Linked DNA regions of Homo sapiens: region 2 is linked to region 1. A link is a contact called in ENCODE Hi-C or POLR2A ChIA-PET data. All regions are on one chromosome and are shown on one strand. Each heading gives the region's core, a stretch centred on a gene start or an enhancer-like site at or near the end of the contact. The rest is flanking DNA. Distances are from core to core; before and after follow the strand shown. Region 1 holds the start of CBLIF (cobalamin binding intrinsic factor). Region 2 has its middle 23 kb from the start of OOSP3.

Region 1 (6,382 bases), core at 1,159-3,658:
CATTTCCTTGCCTTTTCCAGCTTCTGGAGGCTGCCCACGTTGCATGGCTCATGGCCCCTGTCCACCTACAAAGCCAGCAATTGCATCATTCTGACTTCTGCCTCTAACATCACATTTGCTTTTCTGATTCTAACGCTCTTGCCTTCCTCTGCCACTAACAAGGACCTCTGTGATGACATTGAGCCCACCCAGATGATCCAAGCTAACCTTCCTCTCTTAAAGTCAGCTCATTAGCCACCTTAATTCCATGTGCATCTTTAATTCTTCCTGGCCATATAACCCACGTAACATGTTCACAAGTTCCAGGGATTAGGGCATGGGCATTTGGCGGTGTGTGGGCAGTGCCATTATTCTGCCTCCTACTCCTTCACACAGCATGCAAGGCTGTCCACCAAGTAGATGCCAACTGTCTTTCCAGCCTCATCTTCCACCATGTACCATGTATTGGATATATATTGCTGCATAACAAGTGACTTTAAAACTTAGGGGCCTAAGACAACATTTATTATCCCACAGTTTCTGTGGGTCAGGAGTCCAGGGAGGGTTTACATGGGTCCTCTGGCTTAGGAGGGTCTCTCCCAGGGCTGCAATCAAGATGTCAGCTGGGGCTGCCTTCATCTCAAAGCTCACTGGGGAAGGGTTCTTTTCTCCCTGAATATCGGCTGGAGGCTACTCTCAGGGGCCATATGTGGGCTTCTCCATAAGGCAGCTCACACTTAGCAGCTGCCTTCATGAGAGCAGGAAGGGCAAGAGAGAGAAGGCAAGCAAGAGGGAAATCGGTCTTTTGCAACCACATCCCATCACCTTTGCTGCATTATATTCATTATAATAGAATGTGGCCCCAGGCCAGCCCACACTCTAGGGAAGAGGACTACACAAGGCATGAATACCGGGAGGTGAAAACACAGGGCCATGTTAGAAGTTGTCCAGCACACCCCAGTATGTACCCTGTGCTCTCATCTCACAAAACTCACCCATGTTTCCCAAGGGGGAAAAAATGCTTTATTACCCATGTCTTACATTTGCTCATTAATTCACTCATTCAAAAAGTATTTTATTTCTACTGTGAGCTAGGTAGTGTTGTAAGGGCTAAGGATAGAGCAGTGAGCCAAAGAGACAAAGCCCCTCCCTCGTGGAGCAGACATTCTAGTAGGGAGATAAACAAACGATAAACAACCACACACTTAGTGCGACAGAGGGCAATGAGTTATAGCAGGCGAGGGGCATGAGGGGTGTCAGTGGAGGTGAGGATGTAGGATCTTATGTAGGGTGGCCTGGGAAGGCGTCTCTAAAAGCTTACCTCTGAGCAGAGACATGAAGGATGTGAGGAAGCCACCATGAGGCTATTTAAAAGAAGAGGGTCCTGGGCTGAGGGGGACATCATGTGCAAAGGTAGCTGATGTGTTCAAGGGGCACAAGAAGTTCTGTGTGATGGGAGCGGTGTGAGCAAAGGGGAAAACGCCTGGAGCTGAGGTCAGAAAGGAAACCAGGAGCCAGATCTTCTAAGGTCTTATAGGTCATGAAAAGGGCTTTGACTTTTATGCTAAGATGGGCGCCACTGGAGAATATCCCCTTAAAATGAGCTACTTTACATGCAGGAAAAAAACAAACAAAACTCCTTTCTTTATAATTTCAACATACCATTTTCAGTTCTCCCTTATAAAGAAGTATAATTTGCATTATAATGTAGCTACACATCTGAAATATGTATTCTTAATGGATCTCACATTTTCTAATTACTTACTTTAAAAGATAATATCTGAAAGCTTTGGGTGTTTGAGATGGCTTTTATCTCCAGATAAGGAAAGAGAAATCAAACAAAACCATTTCTGGGAAACCGAGGTCCATTTCTTGCCTAAAGTCAAACAACTTCAAAGAGTCTAGGCTAGAATCCAGGTCCAGGTAGACATCATTAATTTCACAAAGCCAGATGTCACCTGGCAGATCCCTGCCTGAGAGCCTAAAAGGACATGTTGTAAAGCAGGTGTCTAGGATCATAAAATGAGCTGATGCCTATGAATGGCCTAAATCCCAGTGAAGTAGTTACTAAAAAGCAGCCTGGTAACTGATTGGATACAATAAGGGCTAGAAGAGGTCTTGTTGATACTAGCACATTATCCAAACTTCCTGATGTCTGACCCAGGCCTTTGGTAAAGGACATTTTCTCAACATTGCCTTCACTGCATACCCAGCCCCAGGTTTCTCATATGACTGTGCAACCTAGAAGTCACCTTCAGACACCTTGGAGGGTCTATAGTCGGTAAACTTAGATAAGCAAATGAAAATTTACTTACTTGTATCAGGAAAGGAGAGGTCAGCACAGGGGCAGTTAGGAGAGGCTGGGTTGGGGACAGATTATTTAACAAAGGGAAGCACATATAAGAGAAGGTAAAGAAATATTCCACTTGCAAATCGCGGTACCTGTGGATGAGAGACATAGACGAGAGAGTGAGATGGCCTGGTTTGCCCTCTACCTCCTGAGCCTTCTCTGGGCTACAGCTGGGACTAGTACCCAGACCCAGAGTTCATGCTGTGAGTATGATGTTTTTCCAAGGAGGTCAGGGAAGCAGTTGCCCTGGGGAAGGGGCTGTGACCTCTGACACTGAGTGGTTGAAAATAGCAATCACTATAGGAATTCCAAAATGGGTAAGTCTGAGTGTGATTGTGTGCTGTTCATCCTTCCTGACTTAATAGCATAAGTTCTTTGAGAGACAAGTCTATATGTTTTTTATTAAGAGAGATGGGGCCAGGTGCAGTGGCTCACACCTGTAATCCCAGCACTTTGGGAGACTGAAGCAGGAGGATTGCTTGAGCCCAAGAGTTCAAGACCAGCCTGGGCAACATGGTGAGACTCCATCTCTACAAAAAAAATAAATAAATAAAAATAAAAAATTAGCTGGGCGCAGTGGCATGCACCTGTGGTCCCAGCTACTCAGAAAGCTGAGGTAGGAGAATCGCTTGAGCCCAGGAGGTCGAGGCTGCAGTGAGCTATAATCACACCACTGCACTCCAGCCTAGATGACACAGCAGCACCCTGTCTCAAAAAATCAATAAATAAAAATAATAGAGATGGAAGTACTACTGCAGGAATAATGGTTGATGGTACAAAGACAGACACTCAGTGGCTATTGTGACCAGACACCACTACATACTAGTGAGAGATTTTGGTACTCACTGAGGATAAATTATATCCCAAATCTTTAATACTCTTCATGAAAGAGTAAGGAAAAAAATGAATGCAAGGAAATCAGTGATTTCCAGGAAAGTGATAGAAACTATGAGAAATGTCATGAGCCATATTGCTTGAAGTTACTAAATTTAAAAATCACTTTCTTAAGGATATGGATTATTTGAGAAGATGTAGAAACTAATTGTCCTCAAAAGTAAAATCTCACCATTTTCTCCATTTCTCTTTAGTGACTTAGGACACTAATGCTAATCAAGTGTTCTCCTAAAAGGCATCAAAGATGGCCAGGCGAGGTGGCTCACGCCTGTAATCCCAGCACTTTGGGAGGCCAAGAAGGGTGGATTACCTGAGGTCAGAAATTCGAGACTACCCTGGCCAACATGGTGAAACCCCATCTCTACTAAAAATACAAAAATTAGCCTGGCGTGGTGGTGCACACCTGTAATCCCAGCTACTCAGGAAGCTGAGGCAGGAGAATCACTTGAACCTGGGAGGCAGAGTTTGCAGTGAGCCGAGATCGTGCCATTGCACTCTAGCCTGGGCAACAAGAGTAACACTGTCTCAAAAAAAAAAGAAAGAAAGAAAAAGCATCAAAGACACGGGGATAATGTTTTTGAGAAGGAATGAGGGTTAGAAGGTGAGTAAATGGCTTTCCTCTTCTCAGCCGTTCCCTCAGCACAGGAGCCCTTGGTCAATGGAATACAAGTACTCATGGAGAACTCGGTGACTTCATCAGCCTACCCAAACCCCAGCATCCTGATTGCCATGAATCTGGCCGGAGCCTACAACTTGAAGGCCCAGAAGCTCCTGACTTACCAGCTCATGTCCAGCGACAACAACGGTGAGACATCTGAGCCGCTCGCACTCTCCCTGAATCTCACACATCACATACCACCTCCAGATTCCAACTCAGCGTCCTTCCCACCCCAATGCTGCCTCTGACTGTAAATAAACTACCCAAACACCTTTCCTTACATACCTGGAAGGTACCTGGAAAGAAACATGTGTGAAGTCAGAGCATTCATGGAGGAGGTCAGTAAAGCAGGGAGAGCTCTGGACTAGACGTCGAAAGAGCAGCCTTCTGGTTCTGGCTCTGCCACGTCATAACTCTGGGATCTGAGACAAGTCACTGGATACTGCTCAGCCTCACCTTGCAGATGATTGTAGTAACAATAACCCTACTACTACTAATAGCAATGATAATAATAATAAAATCTCTGTTCTGCCTATCTCCCAGGAGCTGCCTGCAGGCTCAAGTTAGATAAAGTTTAAATTATTTTGCAACTGTAAATTTCTGTATATAAATCTATATGAGTATTTTGCTGCTTTTCTAATCAAATACCAGGGATTCTCAAATACCAAATACTAGAGTCATCAAGTTACACAGAGGCCACTAGATTAAATATTCCCTTACGTATTCTTCCATATTTTTTTCTTTGGAAAGACAGATCAAAGAACTGCTCATATTATTAAAAAGTCAAAATGCTCTAGATAAAAAGCAGAGAACTCATCACTGGCTCCTGGAGAGCTGTCCCCTGAGGATGTCTCTGTCTAACCGTTGTGTTCTCTTCTCTGCAGATCTAACCATTGGGCAGCTCGGCCTCACCATCATGGCCCTCACCTCCTCCTGCCGAGACCCTGGGGATAAAGTATCCATTCTACAAAGACAAATGGAGAACTGGGCACCTTCCAGTAAGACCTGACTGGAAGGGAGAAAAGAGTCAGGCATATGGTTTTACCTAAGAATTTTAAACCCAGAAAGGAAAAGGGTGGGGGTGGAGAGAAAGGCAAGTTAGGGAAGAGACAATGTATCCTTCACTCTGGTCCTTCTGATAATCCAGACCAGAAAGATTCATTTCCAATCCAAAATGAACTAGAAAAGGTCATGATCCCAAGGACACAAGCTTGTCCAGCCATCACCTGTCTAAAGACACAGAGTCATCCCTTTTATTCTTTGCAGATGCCTGATGACATTCTTTTGAAAAACACTGAAGTTGCTCTTTGCCTATGCTGTGTCTCTCTTTGGGGGCAGGTTTTCTAGCAATTTCCTTTTCAAAGGCTTGGCTTTTCCTTCTTTGCAAATGTCCTCATCGTGGTGACTGTGAGTCTGATGAAGGTTCTCTATCCCCTTCGGAGGCCCCAACGCTGAAGCATCAGCCTTCTATGGGCCCAGTCTAGCGATCTTGGCACTGTGCCAGAAGAACTCTGAGGCGACCTTGCCGATAGCCGTCCGCTTTGCCAAGACCCTGCTGGCCAACTCCTCTCCCTTCAATGTAGGTGAGTAGGTCACCACTACCCCGAGCTGGGAACATCAGAGGCATCGTGAACTGAATGGTGGAGCTGGCAGGGAAGTGACAAAGGAGAGCGTCCCATGGAGGAGGAGCTAAGGATGTGAACGTGCCTGTGGATGGGAGATATTTACCAGATGTTTGTTGGGCAGGTGAATTGAGGAGTAAGTGAAGGAAGAGGGGGTAGTATTATGTAGAAACAAGGACAATTGATAATACTTGATATGTCTGGCAGCTACAGAATCTCCGCTGGGAACAATAGTAATGCCATTCAAGTCAGAAGTTCTTCCCAAATTAAATATGAATGTCTTGCTTCAGTTCTCCTCTGCATCCTCTCTTTAATCACTACTGATGCTCCCACACTCCATTCTTTTCGATGCTTCTCCTCATTACATCCAAATATCCTCTCTCCATTAAACAGCTACTCTCGGAACCCTAACTCGTGATATTTCCCTTCATGGCAACTCGGGGACCACCTTGCGTCTTTGTTCTGCAAGCATATGGCTGCTTGTGAATAGAAGCTTTTCCCTCTACAACATCATGTCCTCCTTCTGTCCCCTTCTATGGATAATGATCCTTCTCTGTGGGGGCCACTGTCACAGCCCGCATTCATGATCACCTTTTCTCCTCTGCCAACTCTCTAAGCAATAGTATTATCTCAGGTTTTCACTCCCTTATGCATGCCCCATCAGCAACCTCTCTTGTTTCAGTTTCTGTCAGACAAACAGGTGAACCACTGCTCTAGGATCCTCCCTGGGGGTTAAGAACAGACTGGTCTCCCTTTCACATCTGGGACCTCACACATTTCTGGGGCATCTCTGCCTCCAAAAATTTGGACTTATTTACTTCTGGTTGTCAGTAACACTAGCACCCTTAACGAAGTTATGCAACTTTCAAATGGAGATTT
Region 2 (6,100 bases), core at 2,473-4,972, 56 kb before region 1:
CTTGGGGCGAAGAGTGGGGAGGGAGGCAAGGGATAAAAGACTACAAATATGGTGCAGTACATACTGCTCAGGTGATGGGTACACCAAAATTTCACAAATCCCTACTAATACCCGCTGTACCCCAATAACTTATGGATAAATAAATAAGCCAGGTAAGGTGGCACACACCTGTAGTCTCAGCTACTTGGGAAGCTGAGGTGGGAGGATCACTTGAGCCCACAAGTTCAAAGCTGCAGTGAGCTATGATGGCCCCACTGTACTCCAGCCTGGGCAACAGAATGAGACCCTGTCTCTTGAAAAACAAAATTAAAAATATATAAAAGTAAATAAATAAGAAATTCTGTAGTCTCACCTGCCCTCAGAGGTAATCACTATTATCAGCTTGATATATGGCCTTTTATAGACATAGCTGTCTTCATAAAAACATGATGCCATACTATTCTGCCATCTGCAATTACTACTTTGTTGACATCACTCTGAACCAGTAGCTAAGTATCCACCACTTTTTAAAAGTCGTATAAAAATATATGGTAGAGATATTTGACTAACCCATGATCTCTTGGTGAATATTTCAGCAATTTTCAAATTTTCATTATACATTAATATCCTAAAATATATTTTGTTGGACATCTATATAACTGTTTCCACAGAACAAAGTCCATTGCACCTGGCTCATCCATTGATTCTAATTAGCCAATAATTACATAGTATTTCATTACATATTTAGTTCTGTTCCTGAAGTTTCTTTGCTCTTTTGAGTATCTATTCTTGCATCACTATTAAAGTGTGTAAACACTCTAGTTTTATAATATATTTTAATATAGAAAAAAGCCTCGCTTCTTTTTAAAAAAATTTATTGGAACTTCTGCCATGTTTATTCTTTTGAATCAACTTTACAACCATTGTATTAGTTTCCTCCAAAAGTTCCCATTGTTATTTTTATTGGAATTCTATAAAATTTTTAGATTTATTAAAGAAAATTTGGTGTATTTATATGGTATTTCCTATCCAGTAGCAATGTATTATCTCTCTTTATTCAATCTTGTTATATTCCAGATTTTTTTATATTTTTTTTTTATTATACTTTAAGTTTCAGGGTACATGTGCACAACGTGCAGGTTAGTTACATATGTATACATGTGCCATGTTGGTGTGCTGCACCCATTAACTCGTCATTTACATTAGGTATATCTCCTAATGCTATCCCTCCCCCCTCCCCCCTCCCCCAAAACAGGATCCGGTGTGTGATGTTCCCCTTCCTGTGTCCAAGTGTTCTTCTCATTGTTCAATTCCCACATATGAGTGAGAACACACGGTGTTTGGTTTTTTGTCCTTGCGATAGTTTGCTGAGAATGATGGTTTCCAGCTTCATACATGTCCCTACAAAGGACATGAACTCATCATTTTTTATGGCTGCATAGTATTCCATGGTGTATATGTGCCACATTTTCTTAATCTAGTCTATCATTGATGGACATTTGGGTTGGTTCCAAGTATTTGCTATTGTGAACTAGAAATACCCTTTGACCCAGCCATCCCATATTCCAGATTTTTTAAGACTTCCTCTTTAAAGGTGCTACATGTGTCTTATATTTCTTTTCTAAATGTTGTATGTTTGTTTGCCACTGTGACCAAAATTTCATTTCTGCAATATTTGTAACCTATAACAAACATGAAACGTACTTATTATGCTTGTGATCATTGTATGTATTTTCTATATATAGTACATATCATACATATCATGCATTTTCTATATTTTATGTTTAATATGCATGTATATTAAGTACATTAATTCTATTGAGTGTCATTACTTTTAAAATGATAATTTACTGATTTCTCTTACTATTTTAAATTTACTTAAAGCCAGTCCCTTTGGCTGTTCCAGATATGTATATTACTATAAAAAAATTATTTTGCCTCATTCTTTTAAATGTAAGACAGACATTGAATTACCTCAACTATCATAAGCTGATGGCTTTCTGTGACTAAACTCTGTCACCCAGTGATTGGAGGGATTAGATACTGAAATCAGATGACTCTGGAGACCTGTTACATGTTTTCCTACTCATTGCAAATGATGCAGCACCTTATATGAGGAAGCTTCAAGCCAGAATGGCACAGGGGGAGCGTCTTCTCCTGGAAGGTTCCATAGGTAAACTCGCTGGAGTGTCTGGAGCTACTTACATGAATATATCAGGCAATAGTAGGGCAAAGCAAGCAAAGCATGTTCCACTTCTACACATGGCCAGTTTCTTAAAAGAGTAAAGGGTCAAAAAGTAGAAAGATACAACATGAATAGTTGGCAAAGAATGTGATGTTTTGTGTTACATGTTCTCTGAAGGGCCATCATAGACTCACAGAGCTCCTTAGAGAAATGGAAACTTCAAGGCAGACAATAAAGCGAATACTCCCAGAGTCCGCCTGAGTGTGAAGGGAAGTTCAGGGCTTAGCAACTAAAACAGCTGTCCTGCAGTCAGCAAGTATTTTGGAACTAGTGTGCAAAAGAGAAGTAACATGTATTGAGCAGCTACCATATGACAGTCATTTTGCTTCATTTATTCTATTATCAAAGATCAAATATTGGTAACTCTTTCCTATTACTATTGCTTTTTAAATGTTTTATAACTAACATTAAAAAGCAGGAAATTTTATACTAACCTTCTGCATTCTTTTGAAAATTAGAAGATGTACGTTTGTGCTTTGGCTAAATATGGACTATACCCTCAAAAAATGGTTTAGGCTTTCCAAACTACCTCAGTTTTCATCATTTTTCTTTTTTTTATGTTACCTATCTACATGCTATTTATTTCTGAAATTTTTATTATTTTATAAACCTATCTTTCAAAAATGGAAGATATGTACATAAATGTATAAGATATAGATAACTTCCCATGGATGGGACTAATCCAGGGGGGCAGGGGATCAATGGAAGTGCTTTTTTTCTCTCTTTAGAACTTTTTTTATATATATTTACTTTTTTCTGTTTTAAGGTCCTCTTTAATGTATCAGCTCATTTTGAGAGATCTCACTTATCAATGGTTCTTGAGTTTTCAGGTACTTTATGCAAATGTTGCAGCCTCCTTAAACCAAATATCTATTAAACTACGTACAAAAATATCTACAAAGGCATTTTTGTAGGAATTCTAGCAATAACCACACATTGAAGTAAAAATATAATACAGAACACAGCTTGGCAGAGACAAAATAATCCATGCTTACTGTAAGCAAATGTTAGTGTGTAGGATGAGCTTCAACAAAAACAAAGGCTATTTCCAGCACACTTTTTCAATCAGTAGTTAATCCAGGCAAGGCTGCTAATGAGGTAGTTCAATGTCATTCCCCCTAACTTAGTGGTAGTAGAAAATGAAAGATTACGGCTATTCAACTAAGCCAACAGGAAAATCATGACTCTCCACCTCTAAGCTTTTTCTGGATCCTTGTGAAGAATTTGCAAACTCCCTGATGCTCTCCCTTTAGGTACGTGGAATATTTTCACCAATACAAAAAAAAAAAAAACAGTACTGATTCTGACATTGCAAGCACAGCACAATTCTCAATTATTTCCCATAGGTGAAGCTTTCACCAAAGGCCATGCTACTTTGTTCTGAATCCCTTTCAGGACATCACTATTTCCTCTTTTATCTTTGCCTAGAAATGTAATGTTTGGACAAAGAAGGAAAAGGGAAAGTAAGAAGCAGGAATGAGTCAGAGAGAGACAGCAGGAAAAGGAAACGGGTGGGAAACTGAACACTGCAGCTTTCTCACAACCCCTGACAGGGTGTGTCATTGAGCATGCTCATTACTTAACAGTACAATGAGATTCCAGAACATCAGCCAAATCCCTAGTCTAACCTGGGCATAAAATTGCATGCTAAAAATAAAATACATTTTTCCCCAAAAATTTATTTAAAATTAAGCGTGACATTCACGTGGAAATTAAGACCAAACTGCAATATGCTTTTCATTTCCAATGTACAAAGAGTTTTTTTTCTGAGAATGGCAAATTCTAAATAAGTAAAATAAATATGGCATTTATTTAAATAGACTGGGCCACAGATTAATCTTAATTAAGTGGTGTTAATTGTTGGGAGAGAAAATGTTCTATCAAAATTGCTGCAAGAACTTTTGAATGTTCTTGACATGCATGTATTTAAAGATATTAAAAAGATTTTTAGTTTAACAGTTTTGGGTTACAGCTCCAGGGATGGGGCGGGGATGATTGACTACGCATTTGATATGTGTCTTATTAATCATAAGGTTCTTTCCCCCATAGCAAAGTACACATAAATGCAAAGCTTTAGTGCTTGGCTGACTGTAACAGGACATCTGCATAAAAGGAATAAACTTAACACCTCAGCCAATAAGCCGGAAGATGTTATGCTGCACAAACGTGCAGTTTTTACTGTGTTGCCCAGGCTACAGTATTATTTTTCAAGTTTTGGGTTTTCTTTTATACCATGCATTTATTTCCCTCTGAATTAATCACAGGTATTTTCTTTAACATAAGCTATTTTAAATATAAACTTCATTCCTGAATATCTTCAGATACATTCTGTTAGTTCAAATAAACTCAGGCAGACATTAATCCAATTTAAATAACTACATATGAATGAGGCTACTGTATTATTCAATCCAGAGTGTGTCATTTCCATTCAAGAAGGCTTGCTATGCATAAATATATTTTATGTTCTGATGCTTTCACTTTTGAAGTGCTCCCTTCAAAGGACATAAAAGAAATATTAAATAAAGAAGCTTTCAAAACGTTCCATTAGGCTATGATTCGAGGGGGAGATGAGTGGAAATGGCTATTGATAGTTATGTAACTGGAGATCTTTGTGGTAATGCATGAAAGTATAAATTAACTCCAGCAAACTCATTTTTCCCCGAAACTTTTGGTGTAAAACTATATATTATTATTATTTTGAGACAGGGTCTTGCCCTGTTGCCCAGGCTGGAGTGCAGTGGTGTGATCTTGACTCACTGCACGCTTAACCTCCCAGGCTCAAGCGATCCTTCCACCTCAGCCCACCTGCAAGGAGCTGGGACTACAGGTGCCTGCCACCACTCTTGGCAAATTTTTATATTTTTTGATGGAGACAGGGTTTCGCCATCTTGCCCAGGCTGGTCTCCAACTCCTGGGCCCCAGCGATCTGCCCACCTCGGCCTCCCGAAATGCTGGGATTACAGGTGTGAGTCACTGCACTCAGCCTTTTATTATTTTCAAAGTTTATTCTGCTTTTACTGAAATGCAACAAATATTTATTGAGCACCTGCTGTATTATTATATAGTCCATTCCTACCAGGCTGTTACAGCCATTGATGATTTTATTGAAAGATTCTCCCCAGGGCCTGAAAGCTTAGGGGGATGAGTAACTCCTCCCTCCTCAGGCCCAGTCCCAAGGCGCAAGGCCACTTGCACCAGCACTGTGCCTCAGCAAGATAGAAGAAGCAGGAAGTGAGCTGGCCAGAAGACATGTGCCCCCTGCAGATCGAGAGAGAGGCCATCCGGGTACCACGTAGCAGTTACGTCAGACTGGGACACTTCCTGTTTATAGGAAACTATAAAACCCCTGCCCCGTCTTCACTTAGGGCTGACACCATTTTACGCCTCAGCCCGTCTGCACCCAGGTGCTCATTAAAACAGCCTGTTGCTCCACACCGCCTTGTGGTGTTTGTTGGCACGTTCTCGGGTTTCGAACCAATACAAGAGCCTTGCACTTATCTCTTCCTTTGTGTATGTGTGTGTGTGTGCATGTGTGACACTGTTTATATATTTTTGGTTAGTTTGCTTGTGAAGCAGCTTGGAGAAGTCTCATCTACTTTTTACCGGTTGGTTTTTATAGAGTATCTCAGAAAGTGGACACAGAAATCGCAGATCTGCCATTAGTATTTCTTCTTTGAAGACACTGGAGATTCATTTTCTTGAGTGGCACTGCCATGCTCATTCAGTGAAAACTTGTGGGGCATAGAAATGGAACAGAGAGTTTCAAGCAGTTCTGCAGAAACTGTACTTTGGACTCCAGACTTCACTGTCCTTAGGCATGGAAACCATCACCTAGTTTGCATTCTTCATGACTGAGGTTGACTTAAAACAAAAATG

The links. A loop is a pair of places that touch in the nucleus more often than their neighbours do. ChIA-PET counts read pairs that join two places held with the same protein, here RNA polymerase II (POLR2A). Pooled maps may share reads with other maps.
Region 2: a map of Caco-2 shows a loop between it and region 1 (3-fold over the local background). The contact joins the enhancer-like site here to the promoter of CBLIF in region 1. A Hi-C loop is called at or near these places in 5 of 168 maps with a recorded cell type or tissue (Caco-2, HL-60/S4, OCI-LY7 and 2 more) and 6 of 50 pooled maps. POLR2A ChIA-PET finds 5 or more read pairs at or near these places in 3 of 52 experiments (K562, WTC11 and activated CD4-positive, alpha-beta memory T cell).

What each region holds. Positions count from the first base shown.
Region 1 is chr11:59,841,525-59,847,906 of GRCh38, reverse strand. It overlaps CBLIF (cobalamin binding intrinsic factor), which reads left to right and starts at 2,408. Exons shown (of 9, transcript NM_005142.3): 1 at 2,408-2,532; 2 at 3,852-4,028; 3 at 4,766-4,879; 4 at 5,324-5,464. The coding sequence starts at 2,454.
Region 2 is chr11:59,899,124-59,905,223 of GRCh38, reverse strand. It overlaps the pseudogene SRD5A3P1. Among named protein-coding and RNA genes, the nearest start is that of OOSP3, 23 kb to the right of the region's middle. Within about 2 kb of position 3,722, at least 3 of the 41 ENCODE cell types and tissues checked have a DNase peak (open chromatin) inside an H3K27ac peak, as active enhancers do.